Regions from separate parts of the Homo sapiens genome. Here regions 2 and 3 are each linked to region 1. Evidence: chromatin loops called from intact Hi-C (ENCODE). Cell type or tissue: PC-9. All regions are shown on one strand.

What was found. Hi-C counts contacts between places; a loop is a spot of excess contacts. Peaks named below come from ENCODE experiments on the same cell type or tissue, not always from the same donor. Only the 100,000 strongest peaks of a DNase experiment are listed, where the experiment ranks them.
Region 2: it touches region 1 in a loop (9-fold over the local background); 108 of 110 quality-filtered maps call a loop at or near these places.
Region 3: it touches region 1 in a loop (7-fold over the local background); 84 of 110 quality-filtered maps call a loop at or near these places.

The regions. Positions count from the first base shown.
Region 1 is chr14:75,128,343-75,136,342 of GRCh38, reverse strand. TMED10 (transmembrane p24 trafficking protein 10) reads left to right here. Exons shown (of 5, transcript NM_006827.6): 4 at 457-583; 5 at 1,337-4,874. The coding sequence ends at 1,458. Among named protein-coding and RNA genes, the nearest start is that of NEK9, 5.3 kb to the right of the region's middle. In PC-9, CTCF peaks have their summits at 3,573 and 3,787 (motif pointing left); DNase peaks (open chromatin) are centred at 3,402 and 3,742; H3K4me3 peaks cover 597 bases; H3K27ac peaks cover 2,210 bases.
Region 2 is chr14:75,291,294-75,299,293 of GRCh38, reverse strand. LINC01220 (long intergenic non-protein coding RNA 1220) reads right to left here and starts at 4,890. Exons shown (of 3, transcript NR_038421.1): 1 at 4,753-4,890; 2 at 4,557-4,617; 3 at 2,884-3,174. It also overlaps the pseudogene DPPA5P4. RefSeq lists a silencer at 4,653-5,112 and an enhancer at 5,183-5,322. In PC-9, CTCF peaks have their summits at 2,837, 3,037 (motif pointing right) and 4,399; DNase peaks (open chromatin) are centred at 113, 4,053, 4,723, 5,113 and 2 weaker places; H3K4me3 peaks cover 3,099 bases; H3K27ac peaks cover 3,835 bases.
Region 3 is chr14:75,483,996-75,491,995 of GRCh38, reverse strand. No RefSeq gene overlaps it. Among named protein-coding and RNA genes, the nearest start is that of BATF, 34 kb to the left of the region's middle. In PC-9, CTCF peaks have their summits at 2,821 and 3,024 (motif pointing right); DNase peaks (open chromatin) are centred at 3,045 and 4,445; H3K27ac peaks cover 836 bases.

The DNA of each region.
Region 1 (8,000 bases):
TAGAAAAAGTATAAAAATTAGCTGGGTGTGGCAGTGCATGACTGTGGTCCCAGCTACTTGGGATGCTGAGGCAAGAGGATTGCCTGAGCCCAGGAGGTCGAGCCTGCAGTGAGCCAAGACTGTGCCACTGCACTCCAGCCTGGGCAACAGAGTAAAACCCTGTCTCAAAAAAAAAGTAAAAAATCTTGAGACAATAGTATATCTTACTTTATAGCCTACGGTTATTATATTACTTCTAAGATTTTAGTCAAAATTAAAGTATCAAAAAAGGTCTGAAATGGAAAGATATAGTCTATAGGGAAAGAAAGAAGCCCAAATTTTAAAATATGTTAGGATGATTGATAGGAGAGAATTTAAATCTGGTGAAACTTTAAAAAAGACTTCTCTGTTGCCTTCTTTATGTTCTTGACTGAAGCGATGTTTTCAGAGAGCTGAAAATATTCCATTCTTTTCCAGATTGCAAAAGTTGAGAAGCTCAAACCATTAGAGGTAGAGCTGCGACGCCTAGAAGACCTTTCAGAATCTATTGTTAATGATTTTGCCTACATGAAGAAGAGAGAAGAGGAGATGCGTGATACCAACGGTGAGGGGGAAGGCGACTCTTACTTCTTAAGTGACCCATAAATGAGACAGTCTCCAAACTTTCAATTCTGGTGTACCCTTTTCTCAGTTTTGCCAAGGTGGGTATATGGAGGGGAAATTGCTTGCTTCGCTGTTGTTGCTGCTAAAGGTAAATGAGCCTTGTTAGATTTTCAAGAGAGTAGAAACTCCTACTGTGATAGGCAGGTGACAACATCCTCAATTAGTCTATACCCACATCAAACTGATAGCACCAATCTTTGTAATTTTCAACATTTATATATAGGATAATGAACTTTTATTTTTATTTATTTACTTATTTTTGAGATGGAGTCTCGCTCTGTCGCTCAGGCTGGAGTACGGTGGTGCGATCTCGGCTCACTGCAACCTCCGCCTCCTGGGTTCAAGCAATTCTCCTGCCTCAGCCTCCCAAGTAGCTGGGACTATAGGCACAAGCCACCATGCCTGGCTAATTTTTCGTATTTTTAATAGAGACAGAGTTAGCCAGGATGGTCTCGATCTCCTGACTTCATGATCTGCCTGCCTCAGCCTCCCAGAGTGCTGGGATTACAGGCTGGGATTACACCATGCCCAGCCAGGATAATGAACTTAAAAAGAAAAATTATCTGAAATCCTACTGTTAGACCTAGGGACAGAGTGAAGTTAATTAATTGCCTTTACCCACCTCCCCTGCCATTGTTTAGCCAGCTGAGGAGGCTCACTTCATTATGTTTACAATGCTTTTGTTTTTTTTTAGAGTCAACAAACACTCGGGTCCTATACTTCAGCATCTTTTCAATGTTCTGTCTCATTGGACTAGCTACCTGGCAGGTCTTCTACCTGCGACGCTTCTTCAAGGCCAAGAAATTGATTGAGTAATGAATGAGGCATATTCTCCTCCCACCTTGTACCTCAGCCAGCAGAACATCGCTGGGACGTGCCTGGCCTAAGGCATCCTACCAACAGCACCATCAAGGCACGTTGGAGCTTTCTTGCCAGAACTGATCTCTTTTGGTGTGGGAGGACATGGGGTACCACCTACACCCAACAAGTCAATGAGGGACTTCTTTTTAATTTGGTAGGATTTTGACTGGTTTTGCAACAATAGGTCTATTATTAGAGTCACCTATGACAAAAAATAGGGGTTACCTAGATAATGCCAAAGTCAGCATTTGTCCTGGGTTCCCTTGTGTGATCTGTTTGGACTATGTTTTCTTTTCTTCTCCCACTTGCTCAGCAGCTTGGGCTTCCATTCTAGTTCTTTTACCAAGATTTTTGTGTGACCATGTTGACTTCATTTGGATTGCCCTCTTTCAATTTCCTTGTGAAAACACCCTTAACTTTCTCTTTACCCTTAGCTGAAATGTTTACATAGCTTCTGGTGATATCTTTTCATGATTTTATATCTCTTAAAATGGTGATGGATGTGACACCTCATAAAAGTGAGCTTTGAACTGTAGATAACTCTTAAAGAAAATGTCATTTTAGACAATTAAAATATTTGTGCTCAACTGCTTGAACTTTTTTCGTGTATGTGTATTTAATTCTATGCAATATTATCACATGTGTAGATTCATGTGACCACCATCACAAGAGACAGAACAGTTCTGTCACATGGATCCCTTGCACTGCCCTTTTACAGCCGCAGCCACATCCCTTTCTTATACCCTCACCCCAACCTGTGGCTACCACTGTTCTGTCCTCCATCTCTGTAATTTTGTCATTTCAAGAATGTTGTATGAATGGAATCATACAGAATGTAATCTTACGAGGCTGATCTTTTTTCATTCAGCATAATTCCCTTGAAATCCATCCAAGTTGTTGCATGTATGAATAGTTTCTTCCTTTTTTTCTTTTAAAAATGTTTTATATATTTAGGGGGTATAAGTACAGATTTCTTACATGCATATATTGCATCGTGGTGAAGTGGGGGCAGTTCCTTTTGATTGCTGAGTAGTATTCCATGGTATGGATGTACCACAGTTTGCTTAACCATTCACCCACTAAAGGACATAAGAGTTGTTTTCAGTTTTTTGCCCTAATAAAGCTGCTGTGAACATTCATGTACAGGTTTTTATGTGAACATACATTTTCATTTTCTGGGATAAATGCTCAAAAGGGCAACTGTTGGGTTGTATGGTAAACACATATATTTTTGTAAGAAACTACCCTACTCTTTTTCCAGAGTGGCTCTACTTTTTACATACAGCCACTCATACAATTCAGACAGCAATGTATGATTGATCCAGTTTCTTCACATCCTCACCAGCATTTGGTATTACTACTATTTTTTATCTTAACCATTCACATAGATGTGTGTAATGATACCACATGTGGTTTTAATTTGCATTTCCAATGGCTAATGATGTTGAGTATCTTTTTGTGTGCTAATTTGCCATCTATGTATCCTCTTCGGTGAAATGTCTTCATGTCTTTTGTCTATTTTCTATTTAGGTCATTTGTTCTTTTTACTATTGAGTTTTGAGAGGTTTTTTATATATCCTAGATAAAATTCCTCTGTTAGATATGTGGTTGCTTGAATTTTTAACATAACTTCTACCAAGGAAAAATAAGTAAAATTTCCAACCCTTGCATGGCCAGTCACTTACTTAATTCCTGTCCTTCAGTGTTCCATCTAGAGAATTAAGAGATATGATGTATAAAATAGACATCGAGGGCCATTAAGAGAGTAAATACTTAAAAATACATGTTATGAAAGCAAAGCCAATAATCACTGTAGGAGTATGAGTTGCCTAAGGGCCAAAACTAATGTAAATAAGAGAAAGTGTGGATATAAATGACCATTGTTTATAAACAGTTATGAAAAATGCTGTGACTTGAAATCTTTCCCACATCTCCCAAGAAAGTAGGTAGGAGTTTATCCTTTCCGTAATCTCTTTTTAACCCTGCTGACTATTACAGGGCTTGTTTAATCACAGTGGCAAGAATTACATGTATCTTACAGTAAAGAAACAGAATACTGGAATCGTTAGAGAACCCTGATGTGTTGACCTGGATAAAGTACAAAGGTGGAAGAGGGAATGAGTTATGCTGTTAAAATCTCAGGCTATTCTGTTAATGTTCCTGCTACTATGAACCCAAACTTTTTTTTTCCCCCTTTTGACTCCTTGTGTCTTCCTCTCCTGTGGCATAAAAGTAGTTCTGTCGTTAACTTGTACAACATTGCCATCTGCTGTTGAGAATTGGTAGGTACTGCTTCTGAGAACCTGGCTGCAGATCCTTAGCATAGGCAGCAAATGTTGAGAAAGTCTATCTGTAGTATTACATATACTAAGTTACAGAGGATGCATCCAAGTAGAGAAAATAATATGTGGGTTAAGATACATCCTTAAACTTTTTTTTTTTTGGGGGGGGGGGGACGGAGTCTTGCTGCAACGCCCAGGCTGGAGTGCAATGGCACTATCTCAGCTCGCTGCAACCTTCACCTCCTGGGTTCAAGCAATTCTCCTGCCTCAGCCTCCTGAGTAGCTGGGAATATAGGTGCACACCACCATGCCTGGCTAATTTTTGTATTTTCAGTAGAAGCAGAGTTTCACCATATTGGCCAGGTTGGTCTCGAACTCCTGACCTCAAGTGATCTGCCTGCCTCAGCCTCCCAAAGTGCTGGGATTACACGCGTGAGCCACCACACCCAGCCTCCATCTTTAAACTTTTAAATGTGAAATTTCTATCATGTACCGTTAGCCTAACAAGATTTTCTTTCCTATTTCTGACTGGTGCCTTTCCCCTTTTTAGGAGCAACGAAAGCTACTCTCTTAGTTATGTTCTTGTGATGTGACAAAATGTCAAGAAGATAGGAGAAGAGAATATTTTATTTCGTTGATGCTTTTGTTCCCAAGTGTGACCCTAAACTTAAGCTTTGTAGGAGTTGACATTCTTTCATGTCCCTTCCCTTTACTCATGCCGAAACTATCAACTGGGACATTTTGTGCTTTTGGTTTAAAAGTTAATTGATATTATACTTTGGTTTTATCTAAAAAGTAAATGTATTTGCCTTTGACAAAAGACTGACACAAGAGCAAATAAGCTTTAAAATCGGGTGTTATGTGCTTTCCTCCATTTTTGAGCATATTATCCAAAATGGTCTGTATAATATAAATGAGAATGATGCAGTTTAAGTAAGCCTTGTTATACCATTGTCATGGACCCCTGTCATAAAGCCATTTCTTGGTTTGTTTGGGAAAGAGGCATATGGGATTTATACAGATTCACTTGTAAATGTTGGATTGGGGATTTTTGTGTAAATTTTCTCAAATAAAGGCTAGCAGAAACCATTTTAGGTGTACTGTTACTCTTGAGTACTTCTATGTCTGGATTGGTGATAATTCTTCCATATTTCTCTTTTAAATTATGGCAAATTATACCTGATGAATTAGAGAAAAAATATTGTTATTCTTCAGTTACTGCAGATCGATAGTTTATATGAGCTAGTAAAAGATTATCATATTTTGTATGTAATATATGTAAATTATATATATATATATAATTAAGAATCCTTAATTATGCATCCTCAGACCAAATATGGTTCTGTAAGCTAGGCATTTTATTCTCTTTATCTTCTCTCTTTTGGAAACTGTTACTATTAGGTTCGCACAAAAGTAATTGTGGTTTTTGCAATTAAAATTGCAATTGCATAGAATCACTCCTACAGAGAGCCATCTCCCCTGCCTTTCATTCCTAAAAGACCCCCACCCCCCACCCCCGGTATATGAATCCTCAGGACTCACTTTTTAGGCCTATCATATCCAATGCAAAACCCCACTCCAGGAGGTAAACGTCTTTTCTCCTCTCCTTTCACTTACAGTTGAACATTTTTCACAAAGCGACTTTCCAAGAGCCAATATGAAGTGCTTTGCACACCCACTGGCTGGCCTCTTATTTATCCTCTTATCTCCATTCTCCCTCAAATAAATTTTATTATGAATCCATAGTGTGTAAAGTAGTGGTTCCCATTATTGGGGTATAATTTTTTTTTCTTTTCTTTTTTTTTTTTTTTGAGACGGAGTTCACTCTTGTTGCCCAGGCTGGAGTACAATGGCATGATCTCGGCTCACCACAACCTCCGCCTTCCGGGTTCAAGCAATTCTCCTGCCTCAGCCTCCCGAGTAGCTGGGATTACAGGCATGTACCAGCACGCCCAGCTAATTTTGTATTTTTAGTAGAGATGGAGTTTCATTATGTTGGCCAGGCTGGTCTTGAACTCCCAACCTCGTGATCCACCCACCTCAGCCTCCCAAAGTGCTGGGATTACAGGCGTGAGCCACCGTGCCCGGCCCAATACATGCTTTATAAATCATTTATTTAGTCTGCTGCAGTGGTGTCTCATAAAATGTTGAGCTGCATGTATAATTTTAAATTTTCTAGTATCACATTAAAGAAGTAAAAAACAGGTAAAATTTGCTGATTCTCCAGCCTCCCGAGTAGCTGGGATTACAGGCACATGCCACCACGCCCAGGTAATTTTTGTATTTTTAGTAGAGATGGGGTTTCACCATGTTGGCCAGGATGGTCTCGAACTCCTGACCTCGTGGTCTGCTCACCTTGGCCTCCCAAAGTGCTGGAATTATAGGCATCAGCCACTGTGCCCAGCCGAAAATTATTTTTAGTAGTGTATTTAACCTAATATACCCAAAATATTATTTCAACATATAGTTAATATAAAAATGGTTAATGAGATGTTTTGCATTCCATTTTTCATATAAAATCTTGAAAATCCAGTGTGCATTTCAAGCTATACCGCATCTATAGCTTAAAATTAGACTAGCCACAATTCAAGTGTTGAGTAGCTATATGTAGCTAATGGCTACCGTGGCAGACAGTGAAGGGTATAAACTTGGGTTGGTCTTTGGTAGATTCTTTCATCTTGACAGTAACTCTATGGCCCCTGGGAATTTGCCATTCACAAATTGGAAACTAATGCAAAATAGCATTCTAACCATTCACTTGTTAAAGTACAATGTGGAAATAGTTTGGTTTCAACCAAAGGCGCTTTAAAATTTTACACCTTGGCCAGGTGCAGTGGCTCACACCTGTAATCCCAACACTTTAGCAGGCCAATCACTTGAGGTCAGGAGTTCGAGAACCAGCCTGGCCAACATGGCAGAATGCCCTCTCTACTAAAAATACAAAAATTAGCTGGGCATGGTGGCGGACGCTTGTAATCCCAGCTACTCAGGAGACTGAGGCATGAGAATCACTTGAACTTGGGAGGTGGAGGCTGCAGTGTGCTGAGATCATGCCACTGCACTCCATCCTGAGTGACAGAGTGAGACTGTCTCCAAAAAAAAAAAAAAAGTTATACCATTAGAATAAATGTTGACTATTTTTGAACTTATAAATATTCAAAGGTAAGACAATTAGTTTCAGTTATATCCAATATAATGAAGAATTCAGCAGGAATGTCTCTGCTCTATAATAGGACATGTTTCTTCTAGGCTTGTAGTATCTATGCATTATCATTAGAACAATTCAGTTTCAGGCCAACCACGTTATAGAAAACTAGTTCCTCGTTGCAAAGGTGCCAGAAAAAAATGAATTTTTAAGCTTAGGCTGAAATCTATTCAGCCTCTTTGAAAGTCAGCATTCCCAATTTTAAGTAATTGGTTTTTTCCCATTCAACTGAGAAACAATTTATTGAGCATCTTTTCTGTTTAACAGAGTTAATCGAGAATAACAGAATTAAGTTAATAGAATTAACAGATTTAAGCCAAACTAAACTCTGGAGTTTATCTAGATAAACAAGAGGCAATACCTATCCTCAAAGTGCCTTCTAATTAATAGGAGGATGTAGATGGAATGGCCTCTACCTGAAATGATCTCTCTACTTTGTTTAGACTTAACATTTTGTATATTCCTGCACTCACACAGCAAGTTTGGCTTGGACAGATGCCACTCCTAAATGCCTCTCTAGAATCTTGCACTTTAATAGCCCTTATAGAAACTGTTTTAATTGCCTGGTGGTTTTCTGTTACATGTAAGCTCTCTTAAAGTAGGAACTTTTCACAAATCGATATGACACAATGTATTTTTATGTATTTGAGACAGGTTCTCACTCTGTTGCCCAGGCTCGAGTGCAGTGGCATGATCTTGGCTCACCGCAACCTCCGCCTCCCCAGTTCAAGCAATTCTTGTGCCTCAGCGTCCCAAGTAGCTGGGATTACAGGTGTGTGCACGCCTGGCTAATTTTTGTATTTTTAGTGGACACGGGGTTTCACCATGTTGGCCAGGCTGAACTCGAACTCCAGGCTTCAAGTGATCGGCCCTCCCAAAGTGCTGGGATTACAAGTGTGAGCCACCACGCCCGGCTAGGCACATGGCTTTCTCTTAGCCCCATCACATCCTGCTTTTTCAGATTGCTGGGTTCAACTTCCCAGCTCCCTCTTACTAGGTCTGTCACATTA
Region 2 (8,000 bases), 160 kb before region 1:
CTGGCCTGTTTCGGAGCACAAAACTCCTCATGTGTCATGGGGGCCCGGAGCTGTCAAGTACGAGGACCTTAAGAGTAATTCCTCACACGTTTAGGATTGCGACACCCTATCATTGTTTGATGTTGCAACCCTCCTTCCCCTTTACTGAAGGAATACATGCAGCATTTGCATATTTCGTTGGGTACTTTTCCACACGAGTTGAAGGGAATTAAGATTAATTTGGCTGCAAGACTACCAAAACCCTCCTTCCCCCACTCCTCGGATAATTGCAGGCAATCAGTCAGGGGTGTCTTCAGTTGGAGTGAAGGATGGCAGCTTTGAGGAGCCGTGAAGGCAGGTTCTGCCATGAGGAAGGCCACCCCAGGCCTGGGAGTACACCTACCAAGGCCAGATATCCCTGGGCCATTCTGACACTCCCCCGCACCCCACGCACACACAACAAGAGGTTTCCAAGGCCCACCCACACCCTCTCTACTAAAATCTCCCCTCCTGGGAAGGAGAGCCGGAGAGGCCTCCAGCTCCTGGCATCCAGCCCCAGTGGGTCCACGCCCTCAGCACAGCCCTGGAGCAGAAAATGTTCTTAGAGCTGATGTGCAAGTCACACCGTTTCTGCTTCCTCAAATGGGGTGATATTTACTCCTGGCGCAGACCCAGGCCCACCCTCCCACCAAGCTCCACAAGTTGAGCTGGTCTCATTGCTATCTGATATGTTCAGTCTTTCTGGAAACTTCAATGACCTTGGAAACTCTATTTTCCTTTACATGTGGCTGCTCTTGTCCACAATAATAACTATAGCTTCTGTTTATTACACTCCTTCTGTGCCAGGCACATTACAAACATGCAATACCCACAACAGTCTTTTGAAGTAGACACAATTATTCCCATTTCACAGATAAGAACACTGAGGTTCCGAGAAGTTATCTGTGCAAAGTCACACAACTACCGACAAAGATAGGAGTCAACCCAGACCTGCCTGACCCCAAAGCTTATGCACTGCCCTGAAAGGTCACTGCTCGAGGGAACCAAGAGAACATATAATCAATCCCCATTCCAATGACAAGACAGCTAAGCTGGAAAATTCATTTACAAACAGTTACATGGTACTTACGAGGTGCAAGGTGTTGCTTTAGCACTTTACAAATACCAGCTAATTCACCCTCATTGTATCACTATGAGATAGGTACTTTTTTTTTTTTTTTTTTTTTTGGAGACGGAGTCTTGCTCAGTCACCCAGGCTGGACTGCAGTGGTGCGATCTTGGCTCACTGCAACCTCTGCCTCCTGAGTTCAAGCGATTTTTCCTGCCTCAGTCTCCAGAGTAGCTGGGACTACAGGCGCGTGCCACCACACCTTGCTAATTTTTGTATTTATAGTAGAGATGGGTTTTCACCATGTTGTCCAGGCTCGTCTCAAGCTCCTGACCGCTGGTGATCCGCCCACCTTGGCCCCCCAAAGTGCTGGGATTACAGGCAGGAGCCACCATGCCCGGCCTTTTTTTACAGAGGAGAAAACTGAGGCACAGAGAGAAGAGTAAACTTGCCCAGGGACATACAGCAAGTGGTAGAGTCTGGATATGAAGCTAACTCTAGGGCCCGTGCTGCGTCTTCTATCCCAGAAGCAGAGACCCACCTCTCCTAAGTCATTGTCCTTTGACCTGTCTACAGCACCGCCACCTTCCTCATCTTTCTGAGAGTCCACTTCAAATTTCAGACTTCCTCATCCCACTCTGGGTGATGTTAGTGTTCTCTTGTGAAATTGCTTTGTGAAATGACTTACTGTGCAAGGCCATATTTGATTAGATCACTATCCAGAGTCCCTAAAGAACTAAGAGTTCTGCAAGGTTTATTGAAGCAAAACCTCAGTTGTTTCTGTGGAAGCTAATCAATTAATTAATAAACAGGGGCTTATTGAGAGCAGTTTGTGTCCCCAGCCCTGTGCTGGGCACCCTGGGGTCTGTGAACACAAAAGATGCACAGACTTGGACCCCAATAAAGAAATACAGTATATAAGTGCACACTGTGTGCTGAGCCTGTGTACAGCCATATTTCAAAAGACATATAGGATGGCTGGGCGCGGTGGCTCATGCCTGTAATCCCAGCACTTTGGGAGGCCAAGGCGGGTGGATCACTTGAGGTTAGGAGTTCGAGACCAGCCTGACAAACATGATGAAACCCCGTCTCTACTAAAAATACAAAAAATCAGCCAGGCATGGTGGCGGGTGGCTGTAATCCCAGCTACTCGGGAGGCTGAGGCAGAACTGCTTGAACCCCAGAGGCGGAGGTTGCAGTGAGCGGAGATTGCGACACTGCACTCCAGCCTGGGTGACACAGTGAGACTCCAGCTCAAAAATAAAAAATAAAAAAGACGCATAGGAGAGGAAAGTCAGAAGTCAGGAAAAGTTTTTAGGCAAGGGGTGGAATTTGAAATAGGCTTTTTTTTTTTTTTTTTTGAGATGGAGTCTCACTCTGTCACCCAGGCTGGAGTGCAGTGGCCTGATATCAGCTCACTGTAACCTCCGTCTCTCGGGTTCAAGTGATTCTCCTGCCTCAGCCTCCCGAGTAGCTGGGATTACAGGCGTGTGCTACCATGTCCAGCTAATTTTTGTATTTTTAGTAGAGACAGGGTTTCACCATTTTGGCCAGGCTGGTCTCAAACTCTTGACCTCAAGTGATCCGTCTGTCTCGGCCTCCCAAAGTGCTGGGATTACAGGCGTGAGCCACCGCGCCTGGCCTGAATTAGGCTTTGAAAGAAGGGACAGGGTTCCGATAGCAGGAAGAGAAAGAGCAGATTTCGCAGCAGAAGCAACAGGCATGTTTTCTGCATCCAAATCGGCCAGATCCTCAGAAAGAAACGAAAGAGAGAAAAGGCTAGAATGGTTCGTGTGTTTTGGTTTGGCTTGGGTTTTTTTTCTGTCAAGTTTTGCTATTTCCACCAAAGTGAATACAGAAAAACTCCCTTGCTGGCAGCACCGCGACGAGGCTTCTGGATTGGAGAAGGGCGCGCTGCCTCACATGTGCACTAGGGGGCAGAGCTGCCGCGGGGCTGCTGTAACTCCAAGAACAACCAGAGGGCAAGGGGAAGGATCCCAGCCCCTTCCTCAAATCAGGCGGCTGCAGGACGGGAGGGCAGTTGGAAAGCAGTCGTCTTCTTAGTCCGAGTTGCCTTCATATTCAGCCTAGAAGTTAGGGAAGAAACAGCGTGTAAGAGGAAGTTGGGTGAGACTGAAAGGGGAAAGAGAAAGAGAGAAGCATTGAAGAGGCACTCTTCCCCACCCCCAGCAAGGAACCCTCCATGTGCCATGAAAAGACTTCCAAACAGCAGAAAAGGGTTAGGGCTACTCCTGCCTCCTGCTGTAATCTTGGCTGAGAAAAGTTTAATGCAAGGCTTGGGTAACTATGAAAAGTGACCAACTGCTAGACTAAGACTGGTTTCAGAACAGCCGACTCCTGTTCCCTGGACAGGGGTGACCATTCCAGCTGCTCTAAGGAGGAATGCTTGAGGCTTTAGGAAGTACACAATTCTTGGCCATCCCCCCCAGGCCCTGGTGTCATGGTGTGGGCTGCGTGTGGCAGCAGACGTGACAATGGCGTTCTTTAAGAGCCCTGAAGTCAATATTTAGCCTAAATGTACAACCCACCAGCTGAGCCAGGCAACAGGGTTCTGAAGCACAGGAAATTAGAAGCACCTAGGCGATGTGGAACACTATTTGAAGCTAGATATCCTGACTTTTATCAGTTTCTAACTAGCTGTGCAAGTTTGGATGGTCGAACCAACTTCTCTGAGCTTTAATTTCCCTGTTGGCGAAATAGGTTAAATTAGATTAAAAGTCTCCGATGTGACTTCCAGCTCTGAAACTCTGGAAAACACACACTCCTTCAGCCAGAGGAACTGGGGAATCTAGGGGGCAGGGATGGGGGTGGGAGGATGGTGACAGGCGTCTTGAAGGATTAACCCCACGCTTCTCCTCGCAATTGCAATCGGCTCCCCAGCAGCGGCCACTGCGGCACTGCCTGCCCCACCCCCGCCCTCTGGGCCCGGCGGTACACACCCACGGCTCCCTCAGAGACTTCTGGAATCTCGCTGGATTTCTCCCAGGAATGCTTATTGCCCTTTAGATCTGCAAATCGCTTTACATCAGCAACCCTGCCGCGCGATTATTAATCATCTCAATATTCTCCCCCATCCCCTACCCTCCCCCTCGCCCGGCCTGGAAGAGGAATTGCAGGGGTCCGGATTTATGAAGGTGATTCGTATTATTCATTCAATAATCAGTTAACTAAAGTTCATTAAGCGCCTAATAGGAGCAAGGTGCAGAGACACACAAATCCAATCACCACAGGGGGCAGAACTGTAGGGGGTCGATGCTCAAAGAACTTCACTGATATTCCAGTTATGTCCTGGGGAGGGGGTGGTTAGAGGGTGATGGAAAAGCTCCCCTCACAAGCCTGATGACAGTGCTGCAACCATTATGGACCACCCCCACGGTTCGTTTTATCATGCCAGGAAAAGGAAAATGGCCTTCCCAAGGTCACTTATCCCCCGAGGGGCAACACTGACCCCAGAACCGCCGTCTTCAAAGCTTTCCACTGTGCCATGAAGGAAAATTTTGAGTTGAAGCCTATAAAATACAGCGTTGGGCGAGAGATGGCATGATTTCCGGGCACAGAGTGAGAAAATCGTGATCCCAGATCACCCACCCACAACAAACGAGACCGCCCCAAATCTTGACTGCAGCTACAACCAGCAGACGCACAGGAATGCTGGAAACAGCTCATTCATCCATCGCGGCGCCCTCTCTCTGGGCCCCCAGCGCCCCTGCCCTTGCCTCCGCCTGGGTGGGTCCCGGGACAGGAGGCGGGGGTCTCGTGGCTCGGAGCCTTCGCCCAGCATTCCAGGGGCGGGGCAGGGACCGGGGGCGGGGCGCGGCGGGAGTCCCGCCCACAGCCTACCCCGGGCCGGCGGCGCAGTGGCTGAGCCAAATATGGGCAGAGCGGAAGCGGCGGGCCGGCGTCACGGCGCCGGGTGGGGGCCGCGCTGCGGGGCGGTGACGGGAGTCGCTGACGGCGCCTACGTGTCACCGTGGAAACCAAACAGTAAACAGAGGACTCGCGAGCTCCTGGCACCGTCTGGCCCTGCGACCTGCCCTGGAGCAAAGGGCCGGAAGCTGGGAAGGGCCAGGAGAAACCTTGGCCTGGCCGACGAGGACAGGGGCGCGGCAAGGGTGTAGAGAGGGCGGTGGAGGGGACGCTGAGAGAGCACTCCCAAACGTCCCTCCCTGAGGTCCCTGGAAGCCGGCTCTCCCTCTGCCCACGGGCCAGCAGGGGCTGGTCAGGAGCGGAAGGAGGCCCTCCTGTCCCTTCTTTTTCTTTTCCTTTGTTTTTTTTTTTTTTTTTTTTTTTTTTTTTGAGATGGAGTCACGCTCTATCGCCCAGGCTGGAGTGCACTGGCGCGATCTCTGCTCACTGCAACCTCTGCCTCCCGGTTCAAGCGATTCTCCCGCCCCAGGCTCCCAAGTAGCTGGAACTACAGGCGCGCGCCACCGTACCCGGCTAATTTTTTACATTTTTAGTAGAGACAGGATTTCACCACGTTGGCCAGGTTGGTCTCCAACTCCTGACCTCAGGTGATCCGCCCGCCTCGGCCTCCCAAAGTGCTGGGATTACCGCGCCCGGCCTCTCCTGTCCCTTCTGAGGGCCTCCGTGCCTGCAAGGTTGTTGCGGATACTGATTTTGCTTTGTTTTTCCTTTCTAATGGCTAAGAGTTCAGGCATTGAAGCCACACTGCCTGGACTCTAATTCCAGCGCTGCCACTCCAGTTGGATGATCTTGAGCAGACCTCTGCGCCCCAGACTATATTATTATCTACAAAAATAAGGATAATAGCAGGACCTACCTTTAAGAGTAGATGAGGACTTTTAAAATGAGTGTGTGTGTGTGTGTGTGTGTGTGTGTGTGTGTGTGTGTTTGGAACAGTGTCAAGCATGTTGTGAGCCCCAAGTTAGTGTTAAGTGTTTATTTTTATTCCCAGGCAGCACAAGAGAAACTTACGTAGTATTAGTAGTGCATCTCCTAAATCTACTACTGACGTAATGTTTTTTTTCTCGAGTCTTCTTTAGATTTAAAATAAAAGGGGGCCGGGCGCTGTGGCCCACGCCTGTAATCCCAGCACTTTGGGAGGCCAAGGCAGGAGGATCACTTGAACCTAGGAGTTCTAGACCAGCCTGGGCAACATAAGGAGACCCCGACTCTACAAAAATAAAAAAAAATAGCTGGGCATGGTGGTGCACACCTGTGATCCCAGCTACTTGGGAGGCTGAGGTGGGAAGATCTTGGGCCAGGGCAGTCAAGGCTGCAGTGAGCCTTGATTGCAGTCACTGCACTCCAGCCTGAGTGACAGGGAGACCCTCTCTCAAAAATAAATAAGCAAAAGGAATTATCTATTTTAAAGATAATATTCAAATCTAGTAAAAATATTTAGTTATTAACTAAAATGTGCATTTGTCAAATAAAAACATGGCAAAACACTGTATCACACTGCTTCGCAATTTTAAATTTTAAACACGAAAACTCCAAATGGTTACATGGAACAGAAGCAACTCAAATTCAGTCTTCACAGTCATTGTGTTATCTCTGTTTTTTAAGTAATTTTTTAAAATGAAGCGTACATATTACATTATTCAAACTCAATAGTAATCCCAGCAACTGTTTAGGACTTAAAACAACCAAAGATTTTTTCAGGAAGAAGTACTTTGTCACTGACAACATTAGAATTGCCAGCTCATAGTGTTTATTTAAAAGGCAGACTGCCCAAAGACCTGAAAGGCCCAGAGGTGTTCTAGGTCCCGACGCGGCTGCTGGAAGCCACCTTTGGTGAGTGTGCCCAGTGCTGGCCTGGGTGCCCTACCTGGGAGCTCTCATCCCCTTCCCCCAGCAGGCCCGTATGGATAATCCCTTACATCGAGCAGATGAGCAAGGCCATGCTCCAGCTGAAGGCTCTGGAGTCTTCAGACCTCACCGAGGTCGTGGTTTACAGCTCCTATTGGTACAAGCTCCAAACCAAGTGGATGCTCCAGTCCATGGCTGAGTGGCACTGCCAGCACCAGGAGCAAGGGATGCTCAAACTTGCAGAAGCCATGAATGCCCTCAAACTAGACCCTTGGATGAAGCGAACCAGCTTCCGGCCAATGTGATGGAGGCCAGGATGTAGAGATTAGGTTGTGGCCAGAGCCGGAGTGGTTCCAGCTTGGTTTAAACTCTGCTCCAGCCTGATGAATTAAGGAAAAACCATCTCTTTGGGGATCTCTGCCCTTGCTCTGAGTCCTGTTGTGAATATCTTTTTTGAAGGTTGCCAATTAAAGAAGAAAGTTTTGGGGTTTTCTCATTTTTCTTTATTAAGAATAAAGTTTTAAATAAGGGAAAATTTTTAAAAGGCAGACCAACTTTTTTTGGTTTTATTATTCGTTTGAAATTCTAAGCAGATAATGTGATCCCTTGTGGATAACAAATCCTAGAGTGACCCACAGTGATTCCTGCTTCCTGATGTCCATGCCTTTGTGTAATTCCCTCCATCTGAGTGCAGGTGGAACCTGAGACTTGCCTCTTAGCAATAGAAAATGCAAAGGTGATGGGATGTCACTCCCGTAATTTTATGTCTGTGTATGGCCCCATCTTGCTGGCATGCACTGGAGAGGTTCTTGTCGCAGGCTTGATGAAGTGAGCAGCTGTGTTGAAGAAGTTTACAAGGCAGCCTCTAGAACCGAAGGGTAGCCTCAGCCAACAGCCAGCAAAATGCCAGAGTTCTTAGTTATACAGCCACAAGGAAATACAGTCTGTGAACAACCTGAGTGAGCTTGGAGGTGGACTCTTCCCCACTCAAACATCCAGCTGAAAACACAGCTCAGCTGACACCTTGATTGCAGCCTCGCGAGACCTTGAACACAACACTGTTCTGTTCAGAAGATGGATGGAGTTTGCTAGATAAGCAACTGGCTATACCTGGACT
Region 3 (8,000 bases), 360 kb before region 1:
AGTGAACAAGACTTAAATCGTAAATAAGTAAGTGCAATCTATTGCTTTATCCTTATGGTGGTGGTTTATGTTGCCTAAGTTCAAAGCCGGGCTCTGTAGGGTACATGTGCTGGAATTCACTGATGGAGGGAACGTCTGTGTGGGGTCCTCCTTGGTGCCAGGTGCAGAGGTGCAGACAACCTGTGACCACACGCAACGTCTCAGTTCCACTCTTAAAGAACAGAGGCCCCAACCTCAACCTCAGAGGGTTTTCCAGCCCTGTTCCCGGACAAGCTGTCCCATGGTTCTGAAACTGACTGAAAGCGGAGGAGGGGAGCACACCACTCTGGGGGGAGCCCAAGAGACCAATCGCAACCACTTCCTCTGCCCCCTCAGTCATTATCCCAGACATCATCCATCGAACAACTATTTAACACTGGCTTGTGCCAGGCTCCATGTCACAGCTGGGAATTCATCAGTGACAAAACTGATGGAGCCCCTGCCCTAGATCCCACGGTCTAATGAGGGAGACAGATGCATAAGCAATTATAATTCCAGCCGGGCGTGATGGTGCACACCTGTAATCCCAGCACTTTGGGAGCCCGAGGTGGGAGGATTGCCTGAACTCAGGAGTTCGAGACCAGCCTGGGCAACGTGGTGAAACCACATCTCTACAAAAAAAAATACAAAAATTAGCTGGGCATGGTAGTGCATGCCTGTAGTCCCAGCTACTTGGGAGGCTGAGATATGAGGGTCGCTTGAGCCTAGGAGGTTGAGGCTGCAGTGAGCCATGACTGTGCCACTGCACTCCAGCCTCAATGACAGAGTGAGACCCTGTCTCAAATATATATATATATATATATGTGTGTGTGTGTGTGTGTGTGTGTGTGTGTCTGTGTGTGTATTTCCATGCAATAAATGCCACAAGAGAGGAAGGGAAGAAGTACAGAGGAGGGGTGTCCAATCCAGACCTGAGGGAGTCAGGATCTCTTCCCAGAGGAACTAAAATTTAAATTAAGACAGCAAGGCTCTATAAGACATAGGCCGGCATGGCAGACTAGCTCTCATGTTTCCTCTGCCTCCTGGACACAGAACAAGACTACATTTCCTAGCCTCCTTTGCAGTGAGGTGTGACTACGCCACTGAGTTTTAAGTTAATGTAATGTGGACAGTTGAGAAGCACCACTTCCAGGCCTGGCCCATATTCTTTGCTCATTCACTAGCTAAATGCAGAAGACTCCAATGTCCCAGAGGAAAGTAGAACCACAAGACCAAAGAGCCTGGATCCCTGAATCACCACATGGAAGACCTGTCCACCAATGGGGAGTTATTGCATGCATGAGAAATAAAGTTTGTTGTAAAGCCATGGAGATTTGGAGTTTATCTGTTACAGCAATTGGTATTACCCTAACTTATAACCAAGTAGGAGTGGGAGATAAAGTATGCCAGAAAAAAAAATTAGTAAAAGCGGTGACATGTGCCTGTATTCCCAGCTACTTGGGAGGCTGAGGTGGGAGGATCACTTGAGCCTAGGAGTGTGTGACCAGCCTGGACAACATAGTGAGACTCTGTCTGGAAAAAAAAGACTAACAACCAACCTAACTTTAGTGGGTAGCATTCAACCAAATGGACAGGAAAGAACAGAGGCTCTGAGGCAAATAATGGGATCAAACCCTGGCTCCATATTTCCTGGCTGTGTGATCTTGGGCAAGTTATTTAATATCTTTGCATTTTAGTTTCCTCATTTGTAAAATGAGGAAAAGAATATCTTCCTTGAAGGGTTGCAGAGAGTATTAAATAAATAGAACCTAGGATGGTTCCTAATACAAAAGGCTTATCAGATAATAAATCCCTTACTCCAAACTGTATGCATTCATAGAATGACATTTAACTAATAATATGCTTTGGTAACTGGTAACAGTAACAATAATAATAAACATTTACCGAGAACTATTTATGCTCCAGGCACTTTTCTAATTATTCACAATTATTAATTAATTCCATACTCATAGCCCTATGAATTACTTCCCCCCCACATTTTACAGATGAAGAAACTGAGGCACAGAGGTGTCGGTAACATGTCCAAGATTATCAGCTGGTACATGGTGGAACTGGAGTTTAAATCTAGGAAGGCATGGTTACAATTCCATGCTGCAGATGAAGGAACAGAGAGGTGGTGTAAATTGTTAAAGCCACACAGTCTTAAGGTGTTCTGGGGTTGAGGGCTCCAGCACCAGCCATGACTTCTTGGCATTCTGTAAGGGCACGGAGCAGACGGCCTCCTCTGACTCCGTGAGAAACACCATCCTTTGCATCTTGGCAGGTGTGCTGGTGGCTTTGGCAGTAATGACGCTGACCAAAACCAAAGACTGATCCTCAATCAACAGTGAGAAATCAGCAGGTGAACGCGCCCTGGGTCCCCTCCAGCAATGACACTGCAGCTCTCTCTGGCTGTGAAATGGAGGCTGAGTGGTTTGGGTTTTTAAAAGAATGACTTTTCCATCAGAGCTTTAAAGAGGCTTACACTGGAGCCACCTCATTTAGAAGTTTTCTTTTAAACTTTTTTTTAGTTAGTTTGTTTGTTTATTTATTTATTTTGAGACGGAGTCTCCCTCTGTCGCCCAGGCTGGAGTGCAGTGGCGGGATCTCGGCTCACTGCAAGCTCCGCCTCCCGGGTTCTCGCCATTCTCCTGCCTCAGCCTCCCGGGTAGCTGGGACTATAGGCGCCCGCCACCAAGCCCGGCTAATTTTTGGTATTTTTAGTAGAGACGGGGTTTCACCGTGTTAGTCAGGATGGTCTCCATCTCCTGACCTTGTGATACGCCCGCCTCGGCCTCCCAAAGTGCTGGGATTACAGGCGTGAGCCACCGCGCCCGGCCCTTTTCTTTTTTTTTTAAGTTTAAAAGGATTCTCTATCTCAGAAAAATGAAACAAAACGAAAACAGTTCTAAGAAATTGGGCCTCAGAGGGCAAACCTAAAGAAGAAACTGCTCCACAAGAAAGGGGCTGGACTTGGACTTGCCGAGCTTCCAAATGACCAGCAGAGGGCAGCAAAGACGCTGCCCAGAGAAGGCTGACGCCCCAGGATCTTCCTAGAATCATCCTCGAAGGAAGGGCTTTGTCCGTCACTCGGAGCATCCCCTAGACTTGGAGTCTCAGCTATTTAAAAAAGAATGGGCTTTGGGCTTGTTCTTCAGCTCATGTAGCTAATGCACAGGAACTTTGGAAAATTTGGGAGGTCTGGAAATATGTGAGTCAAATAATTATAATCCTGCCATCCAGAGAGAACTGCTGTTAATATTTTAATGAATATCCTTCTGGACAGATGTAGAAATGGATGGAAATTTAGATTATACATATACATATACATATACATATACATATACATATACATATACATATACATATACATATACATATACTTTTTTTGATTTCCTGAAACTGACATCAGTCAGTATATACGAATTGGTGGTCTGCCAGCAGGCTGGACGCAGTAGCTCACGCCTGTAATCCCAGCACTTTGGAAGGCCGAGGTGGGCAGATCATGAGGTCAGGAGTTTGAGAGCAGCCTGGCCAACATAGTGAAACCCTGTCTCTACTAAAGATACAAAAAATTAGCCGGGCATGGTGGTGCACGCCTGTAATCCCAGCTACTCAGGAGGCTGAGGCAGGAGAATCGCTTGAACCTGGGAGGTGGAGGTTGCAGTGAGCCAAGATCGCGCCATTGCACTCCAGCCTGGGTGACAGAGCAAGACTGTCTCAAAACAACAACAACAACAACAACAAAAACCCAACAGCAAAAAAAAGTATAGCCATATATATCTGCATGCATATATGGCTATATTTTTTGCCCTAGTGTCTCTCACTTGGGCAAGTCCCAAGTGAGACTTGGAGGACCAGCCTCTACTGCACCCAGCACAGGGGTGAGGAGCCGGCACAGCGAAGGGTGGGCGGGCAAGACCAGTGTCCTCTGGTGCCAGTGGTCATTCTGCTGATATATATCTGCATGCATATATGGCTATATTTTTTGCCCTAGTGTCTCTCACTTGGGCAAGTCCCAAGTGAGACTTGGAGGACCAGCCTCTACTGCACCCAGCACAGGGGTGAGGAGCCGGCACAGCGAAGGGTGGGCGGGCAAGACCAGTGTCCTCTGGTGCCAGTGGTCATTCTGCTGGTATATATCTGCATGCATATATGGCTATATTTTTTGCCCTAGTGTCTCTCACTTGGGCAAGTCCCAAGTGAGACTTGGAGGACCAGCCTCTACTGCACCCAGCACAGGGGTGAGGAGCCGGCACAGCGAAGGGTGGGCGGGCAAGACCAGTGTCCTCTGGTGCCAGTGGTCATTCTGCTGGCTCTCTTCATAGCCTGGGGCTAAGCTTTCTGCAGTCTTAGGGAGAGGAAGTCGTGGAGCTTTCTAGCTCAAAAATATTCTGCTGCATGAGCAGGTGCTCTGAGTTCGTTGAATTTCATCAAAATGAGTCATATCAAAGGTGTGAAAGAGTGGCAGGGTTTAAGGAGTTACCACATCCTGGTTCCACATGGTACATCATCCTTTAACTCCAGACAGAGGCACTACTCATTGGGAATTCAGGCTGCAGCAATGGGCATGGTGTTTTCTCTCCAAATGCAAAGACTTCGAACATTTCTTTGTCTTTGGATGTGGCCACCTATTCCCAGAGAAAAACATCAGCGTTCTTACTCTGCAACCCCTTTGCTCGTTGTTAAATGAGCTTCAAACCTAAAAAAAAAAAACAACCCACTGAAAGTGCAGCGATGCCTGAATTGAGTTTTAAATGAGACACAGGTGTTGACTAGGTGAAGCGATGGGGACATCCCACTACCCAGAATTATAAGCAACTCTTGTTTCTCCACACAAATAGATGGGCCACCGCTGATTTCCTAAGGGAATTCTTTGTCCTTGCTTTGGAGTGAGATAAATCCGGCTTTGAATATCAACTCCACTACATCCTTATTTTGTCCTTGGGCAAGTCACATAACCCTGGGCATTCCAAGGTAGAGCCAAGATTAAAATGTTGGAAGCGTTTAGAAGGAAGTAAGAGCTGTTCAGTCTGGCTGGAGCAGAGAATGAGAGGGGCCAGAGCAAGACGGGGCAGGGACGCCGCACTAGGGAAGCCCACCAGAAGCTGCCGCCGGATCTTAAGCAAGGGTTAAATCCTATGATGACAGATGATGTTTTTCCAGTCTCTCAAGAGTTATAGCAAAAACCAACAACATGCATTGAAGGTTGTATGTATTTTACACATATGAAACTACACATATAGTCCATTGGCAGCATTGTGTCCTATTCGGGTGACCATTATTGGCTCCCATAGGCAGTTTGGCAGGCTTCCTACCCAACCCCACTCTGCATCCCAGTTGCACACATGAGATAATTCCAGTGAGGGTTGTCCCCACCCTCTTAAATGTGTTGTGGTCACATTCACAGCTCAGATGGTCTTTCTTTCTTTCTTTCTTTCTTTCTTTTCTTTTCTTTTTCTTTCTTTCCTTCCTTCCTTCCTACCTTCCTTTCTTTTTTCTTTCTTTTTTCTTTCTTTCTCTCCTTCCTATCTTTCTTTCTTCCTTCTTTCCTCTTTGTTTCTTTCTTCCTTTCCTCCTTTCTCTCTCTTTCTTTTTCTTCCTTCATTCCTTCCTTCCTTCCTTCTTTCTTTCTTCCTTTCCTCCTTTCTCTTTCTCTCTCTTTCTCTCTCTCTCTTTCTTTCTTTCTTTCTTTCTTTCTTTCTTTCTTTCTTTCTTTCTTTCTTTCTTTCTTTCTTTCTTTCTTTCTTTCTTTTTCTTTCCTCTAGATAGAGTTTCACTCTTGTTGCCCAGGCTGGAATGCAATGGTGCAATCTCAGTTCACTGCAACCCCTGCCTCCTGGGTTCAAGTGATTCTCCTGCCTCAGCCTCCTAAGTAGCTGAGATAACAGGTGCGTGCCACCACGCCTGGCTAATTTTGTATTTTTTGTAGAGACAGGGTTTCACCATGTTGGCCAGGCTAGTATCGAACTCCTGACCTCAGGTGATCCACCTGCCTCGGCCTCCCAAAGTGCTGGGATTACAGGTGTGAGCCGCCGCGCCTGGCCTCAGATGGTGTTTCTTAACCTCTGTCTGTCAATCATGCTTAAGCCTAGCCAAGTTGGGGTGAGTGGTAGGAAAGGAAAGAGGTCTTTTTAGCAGAGAGGGACATCTGGGTGCTCAGCAGAGAGGTAATATTCAGAGGTGAGGTCTTCTCGAGACTTGGCACTCCCAGGCATTCACGCTGACCCATCAGAATTCATCATGAAGTTGGAGCATGATATGGTTTGGCTTTGTGTCCCACCCAAATCTCATCTCAAAATGTGATCCCTACATGTCAAGGGAAAGAGATGATTGGATCATGGGGTTGATTTCCCCCATGCTGTTCTCGTGATAGAGAGTGAGTTCTCACGAGATCTCATGGTTTTATAAGTGTTTGGAAGTTCCTCCTTCATGCTTCTCTCTCCTGCTGCCTTGTGAAGAAGGTGCTTTGCTTCCCCTTCACCTTCTGCCATGATTGTAAGTTTCCTGAGGCCTCCCAAGCCATGCGGAACTGTGGGTCAGTTAAACCTCTTTCTTCATAAATTACCCAGTCTCGGGTAGTATCTTTACAGCAGTGTGAGAATGAAGTAACATAGAGCTTCCTTCTCAGACCTCTATTGTGGCAGCTTTTGTTTGTTTTATATATATAAAACAACCATGGTTGTTGCAAGGGTTAACTCCAGCAGGCCTGGAATTGACATAGGCTGATTTACCGAAATAAGAGCTATTCCTGCACAGCACTGAGCCCTGGTCAAGGCATTAAAGATACTCATTAACAGTGCTGTTTTGTAACCATGAGTCTGAGGGATTTCAACGTGGTTTGTACTGGCTTATCAGCAGTGTTTATTTTTATTTTTACTTTGTTCAGCATTGTGTATTGATAACAGTGAGATTGATGATTTGTTCCTGGTCTTGGTGAGACCCCTGGAGGACTGTGCTTTTGGGGCTGGTGACACAGCAAGAAACATGCCTACATGAGCAGAGGGGTATATGACACCCTGCTGGAAACTCCAGCTTGGGCTTCCCAGTTCTGAGGTGTTCTGTGACACACAGGTGACTCTAGAGAGAAGGTATGTCTTGCGTGGCTCTTCCAGAGGTGGAACAATTGGAGCTTGCACCTGCCCTCTCTGGATCCCTTGATGTCTTACTTAACTGCTGTTGCATTAAATGAATGGTTTGCTGCAATAAGCAGTAGCTTTGTAAGCACTGTCAACTTGAACTCTTTGAATCTTCTTTAGCAATCAAACCCTGCCTAATGACCATTGTTAGTGCACATAGGATGTAAGCAGCCCTGGTTTTCTTTTTTTAAAAAATAGAGACAGGGTTTTGCTACGTTGCCCTGGTTTTTAAAAGGTTTAGATCTACACAAATAGCCTGGATAAAGGTTCATAATCTAAGTGAAATGAGTAAGTCGCAAACTAAGATGTAAAACATGATTTCATCTTTATTTCTTTTAAATGTGTGATGCCGTGTGTGTGTGTGTGTGTCTATCTAAATATATTTGTAGAAAATTAAGGGAAAAAACAAAGAAGTGTAAAGAAGTGTGCACACTAAATCATAAATGAGGGTTACCTTGTTGGGAGGTATGTGAAATGAGGGAATAGAATGGACTGGAATGTCTACTTCTCCGATTTGAATGTTTTTGTCCTCTCCGAAATTCATGTTGAAATTTAATCCCAATGCAACAGTATTAAGAACTGTGGCCTTTAGGAGATGGTTGAGGCATGAGAGCTCTGCCCTCATGAATGGGATTAAATGCTCTCATAGAAGGGTGTGATAGAGGGAGTTTGCCCCCCTTCCACCAGCTCTGTCCCTTCCACCATGTGAGGACACAGCGTTTCTCTCCTCTGGTGGACAGAGCAACAAAGCGCCATCTTGGAAGCAGAGACAGGGCCCTCACCAGACACTGAAACTGCCGCCATCTTGGAAGCAGAGACAGGGCCTCACTAGACACTGAACCT